Regions from separate parts of the Homo sapiens genome. Here region 2 is linked to region 1. Evidence: chromatin contacts called from ENCODE Hi-C or POLR2A ChIA-PET data. All regions are on one chromosome and are shown on one strand. The core of a region is the stretch at or near the end of the contact, and the rest is flanking DNA. Distances in the headings are between cores, read along the strand shown.

Region 1 (2,700 bases), core at 158-2,657:
TAGGTAGCTCAGGCAGAACAAGAATTTAAGGGCAACCGTGGATCTTCTAGGAAATCTAAAGCATTGGGTTCCCCACGTAGTGGAAACATGATGAAGCCAGTCCCCAGGGGCTGCCCCAGCAAATGTCCAGTGGTGTTGGCCTTGGACACAAACACCCCAGCCTGCCCCAGACAGAGGTGCTTGCTCTGATCCCACTGGGGACTGGATACAGAGGCTCTGCTACTGCTGCGTGTGGCTTTGTCACAGTGCTGCCCAAACAGATTTCTCAAGGCTCCTTCCTCATATTGCTTTTGACCGAATTGAAGTCGTTAGTGGTTGTATCTGCATGGTACTGCCTAAGACCCAGCCTATAGCCCAACTACAAGAGAGGATGGAATAGTAAATTCCAATTTCTACTTTATGAAGGCAGGGCTCACAATGTAGGACATTTTCCCAATACAGAAAAGACTTTGAATACACACTTAGTGGTCATAAACATTATATATCTTAACATTCTTTTTAAACCACCTATCTGCAAGTAAAGTGAATGTTTTGGAAACATACACCCTGTTTTTCTAAGCTTTGTGTATCTTTCATAATCTGTGTAATCCCAAGGGTACATGCACTGCAGTTTGAAAATCCAGGCCCTAGGCCCTCCAGAGGCATTGTCCGTTTTCATGGAATGTACTAGAGATGAGTCATCCTCAGAAAGAGAGTACAGTTTCCATCTCCTAAGAGTGGAGGCACATTCAAAGCAATTTGAATAATCCCAGGTATGAAATTATCATATTAGGCTCACGAAACTGATGCCCTTTAATGGCTTTAGAATCACCAGTCCCACTATGAACACACATCTCCTAATGCTTACACCAATGTCGGTTTCCATGTCTTCGTCCCACCTTTTCCCAGGGCAGGCTTAGTTCCTATCTAGTCAGAGGAATTCAGGTTCATTCAGCACATTTCATGTCCAGTTTTGTTTACAGTAAAGGATCAAGCCTCTCTTCTGTCATGGCTAATAATTCCCGTTAGAAATAGAAGCCACTGGGAAAAAGTCACGAAAAAGCCAGCACTCTTTTCTGGGAACTTCAACTTTTCTTATTTACATGACCTGAAGTTTCATCATCTTCATTAGCAGAAAGCCCCAAGTCTGTAATTGAATCTTTGAGAGAAGCAATACAATTCAAATTTCCCTGTGGCTTGAAGGTAGTGGGATTGGCACTGTGGAGGTTAACATTCTCTCTGCAAACTACAGGATGACATTCTCCTAACAGCACAGCCCTGTCATTGTTTGGGAAACAATTCTCCAGGGAGTGGACTGTAAAACCACTGGCCAAATTTCAAGTATGTCCGTGCAGAATGAGAGTTATTTTTCCAGTTGGTCACTAGAAATAGAGCCCAGGCAAGGGCCTGAAGAATGGAAAGTATGGTTCATAGCAGTTTTTTATTCTAAAAATAGAATGATACTCACGTCTGTAATCCCAGGACTTTGGGAGGCCAAGGCGGGCGGATCACCTGAGGTCGGGAGTTCAAGACCAGCCTGACCAAAATGGAGAAACCCCGTCTCTACTAAAAATACAAAACTAGCCGAGCATGGTGGCACATGCCTGTAATCCCAGCTACTCGGGAGGCTGAGGCAGGAGAATGGCTTGAACCTGGGAGGCAGAGGTTGCAGTGAGCTGAGATCGCACAATTGCATTCCAGCCTGGGCAACAACAGTAAAGCTCCATCTCAAAAAAAAAAAAAAAAAAAAAATTAAAGATAGCTTTGCTGTGCAAGAGACAAGATTTTAGGGCTCTAGCCCAGGGGTGAGAGGAAGGCTGTCCTGGTCAGCAAGGCAGCAGGGTCTTAATCTGCTGAGACACCACTTCCCTGCTTCAGTAGGAGCCTCATCTCTTGAAATCTGACTTCAGGACACTGAGCATAGCCCTCTTGCTGCCCAGCCCGCTATATTCCACAGGAAGGGTAAGACCCTTCCATCTCTCACCATGCTGCCCAGACCAGTGTGTTAGGTTGCCAAAGCTTGCGTTGGGACAGACCTGGGGTCATTAATACTACTTGTATTAGCTCCAAGAATAACCAATATTTTGGAAGAGGTAATACATAAATACTTAAGGTGGTGACAGATATATTTGCTGGATGGACAGGATGTGGGCCCATACAGTCTCACATGAATTTGAAACATGACTTGTGTTTCCCCGAGAGGACATGAGTCTGGGTGGCAAAGGTGGGGTGCAGTAGACAGCCATAAATCATGTTTCACTGGCCCCCTTGCTATTCATACTTCAATTCTTCTCAAAGTGTCACTCGAGTATTTCTGAGCATTCTTAGGGGTATGTCAAATATGCTCCTAAATAAGCCCTTGCCATTTCCATTTGGTGCCTGCCATTTTCCTCTTGTGCACCTCTGGCCCCTCAGTGGAGTCTCATGGCCATGATTCTTTAGCTGGCAACCACTGGGAGAACCCTCATACCCATGGCTTCCTCTGTGCACTCAAGGCTCAGCTCCATGACAATGGGAAATCTTCACTGCTCAGATTTTTCTCACAGCTTGTCTTTCCCTAGAACTCTCACATTGAGTCCACGTGGCACTGGACCCAATATTGACATAGTCATGATGTCACCATCCTGGATCCAAAATCATCCCGTCCTTCACACAACAAATGCTTTGTCATCTGGGCACGCTTCTCTGCTGAAATTCTCTCCTTAGAGTTCCAGTCCCAAT
Region 2 (2,749 bases), core at 32-2,531, 59 kb after region 1:
TATCTGTTTCTATTGGAATAAGAGACAAGTGCTTGAAAAGCAGAGGAGAGTCAATACACAGGCCACATCTTCTCTCACTCCCTCCTTCCTCCTCATAGCTGTGAGCCACCCCAGTCCCTGTACCTGCTTCCTTGGCTGGCATCATCTAAGAAATCATCTCTTCCACAGTTTCCTGCAAGGGCATCACCCCAAGGGAAGCTGAACACATGCAACATCTGCCCACTCAGGATAAGTGTGAGGGATAAGGAGGAAACATTTTTCCTCTAGAGACAGGACTGTTGGGGCAAGGGCTGGGGAAGCAAGACATGGATACTCCAGGCTACTTCTTGCTGGGGCTGAGGGGAGTGCTCGGTGTGGCTCCCCTCTGGGACGTGTTTAGGGCAGCTCTCTCGCCTCTGAAACAAGCCTCATCAGATCATCCCCAGGCTTCCTTCCGCATAGTTTCTGATGATATAGGAAAGGAGCCCGATTATCTGTTTGAGCTTCCTGTTCTTTGTATTGTTTGGAAGGCTAAAGTCAACAGCCACTTTTGTATTCTGCATTGTTTGCGTTGTTAAAAACTCTGGAAAACTCATCTGGTTTCTTCTCCAAAAGTAGCTTCCCAGAGCCCTGGGAGACACTCAGAAATAAGATCCTTTTCAAATAGGCCAGCAGGGACCAGGGTCTCTCAGAACCAGCTTTCCTATCTTCTTCCAAAGGCCGGAATTGAGAAGGTTTACTCCAGCCCACATAATTGAGTCTCTGGGCTGTCAAGGACGCATTGGGGAGTTTGCTTCTGGTGTGCTGGGTGCTTAGAAAGCCGTATGAATTGCAGAGATAGAGTTGGGTTCCAGTTCTGCCAGTCACCAATTATGTGGCCTTAAGCAGTTTACTTAACTTTTCTGAGCCTCAATTTTCTCTTCTCTAAAATAGAGTTGTAATATACCTATGGCTTAGAGTTGTGTAAGGACTGACGCGATCACAGACTTGAAACCCTTGATAGAACGACTGGCATGGAGTAAGCATTCAACAGTCATAATTAAGGTCATTGTGATGATTACACTTGGGGCCTCTCCATTCACCATTTGCCCCAACTGTGTTCCTGCTGCACTTGAAAATGATTCCAGCTGCCTCTGGAAGATTTTCATCCCATTTCTGGGAAAAACATTAGCCAATAAACTCTCATTGAATTTGGCAGGGCGGGCACACCAGCAAGCTGACACTATGTGCATACAGGCTTCCTGGAACAACTGTTGCTGAGCAAATGAAGCAGCATGGAATGTTCCGGGAAGCAGGATTATTGCTGTAGCTGGTGAAAGTGAACTGGGAAACGCACTCCAGGTCCTGTCTTTACTTGCACAATTACAGTCAATCCCCAAGGCTGCTTGTCTCAGCAGGATCAGCCTCTTCCTGCCTTCTGTCCTGGCAGTGGGTGGTGGGGCTGGAGGAAGAAATGGTGTTTTCCTCCCTCTCCCATTGCAATTGTTTCCTTACAGTGCTGTTCTCTGAGGCCAGAGAACAGAAGGGCTCTTTCCAGAGGCAGTTTAACAGAGTAGCTTCCTTTTCATTCTGAGAAGTTTGGAGTTTCCCAGAGTCCACTTCCTCCCTAGAAGCGCAAGCTTGGAATTTCTTGGTTGCCAATGAGGTGCCAGCTTCTGAGTGCATAAAGTGTGTCCATCGTTTTTAATCAATTCTCTCATCTCCAAAAATACCTTTAATTGCCTTTAGCTGCTTAGTTCTGCTGTCCTCTAAAGAAAACAAGATCTGGCCACTCCCAGCCACACCTCAGAAGTGAGTAAGGCTTTTGCACCTTTTAATAGGAGTATTTACATGTGTGTCGGTTTCTCATCTGCTTTTAATTTCATTAGAGTGTGATTTTGGACTGTTGTTTGAGATGAAAGAGCAGATTATCAAAGTGCAGATGATTTTTTCATGGTGCAAACACATCATAAATTAGAAACTATGAGACCCCTTTGCAGCGGGGAAGACTGGGGCCAGTCATCCAAGGTTTCATCTTCCTGTAGGAGAAGGGAAAAAAAACGGACATTTATTAACTATCTGTTATGATCCAGACTCTCTACTGGTGCTTTTTGTATATTTATTCTCTAACTCCCATCAACTTCTCTTTGAGAGAGGCAGCAAATGACAACTGAATAAATGAATGGCTGAATTTCATCAGAGCCAGTTTACAGGCAGAGAAACTGAGGCTCATAAAGCGGACGTAACCTGCCTGAGATGTCTCAGCTTTTATATGGTGGGGCTGGAATTCAATTCAGAGCTCCTTCTCCCTTTTAACACTACACTGCAAGTTCCCATTCAGCTTCATGGGATTAATCCTGTTCTTCTGTCCCTAGAATGGAGCCTTGAAAGTTCAAGGTGTCTCCTTTTCCTAAGAAACTGGATTTTTCTGGCTCCTTGAGAATTGAGGAGCTCAAAACAATTGAGAACTCTTGGGAGGCATCTTCAGGAAAGGAGGTGGTGGAAACTTTCCTCTCCTCACTCTCCCCAGGGGCAATGGGGCCTCCAAGGCCATCAAAGATCAAGGTGCCAGGTGGGGGATGCCTCCCAGCTTCCCATTCATTTTTCAGTTGGGGGCCACTCAGCAGCTCCTCAGGTGAGGATTGTCTCAGAACTGAAGAATGGTTCAAATTGGCCCAAGATGCTGAAATTTATTGCAGGGATCACTGGGACAGTGTGTAGCAATTTAGGAGGCTTCTCTCTAAGGGAATCAGTAGCTGCTGCATTTCTCTTAATTGAAACCACTCTTTCC

The links. A loop is a pair of places that touch in the nucleus more often than their neighbours do. ChIA-PET counts read pairs that join two places held with the same protein, here RNA polymerase II (POLR2A). Pooled maps may share reads with other maps.
Region 2: a loop to region 1 is called in a map of vagina, with 2.2 times the contacts of the local background. The contact joins two enhancer-like sites. A Hi-C loop is called at or near these places in 25 of 168 maps with a recorded cell type or tissue (B cell, CD14-positive monocyte, CD4-positive, alpha-beta T cell and 19 more), 34 of 37 single-sample maps with no recorded cell type and 25 of 50 pooled maps. POLR2A ChIA-PET finds 5 or more read pairs at or near these places in 22 of 52 experiments (AG04449, AG04450, CD4-positive, alpha-beta T cell and 16 more).

Annotation. Positions count from the first base shown.
Region 1 is chr11:35,098,829-35,101,528 of GRCh38, forward strand. No RefSeq gene overlaps it. Among named protein-coding and RNA genes, the nearest start is that of CD44-DT, 38 kb to the right of the region's middle. Within about 2 kb of position 1,408, at least 5 of the 41 ENCODE cell types and tissues checked have a DNase peak (open chromatin) inside an H3K27ac peak, as active enhancers do; they include ascending aorta and heart right ventricle, where a contact is called at or near this core.
Region 2 is chr11:35,157,555-35,160,303 of GRCh38, forward strand. All of the region lies in intron 1 of CD44 (CD44 molecule (IN blood group)), which reads left to right. Among named protein-coding and RNA genes, the nearest start is that of SNORD164, 4.0 kb to the right of the region's middle. Within about 2 kb of position 1,282, at least 13 of the 41 ENCODE cell types and tissues checked have a DNase peak (open chromatin) inside an H3K27ac peak, as active enhancers do; they include ascending aorta and heart right ventricle, where a contact is called at or near this core.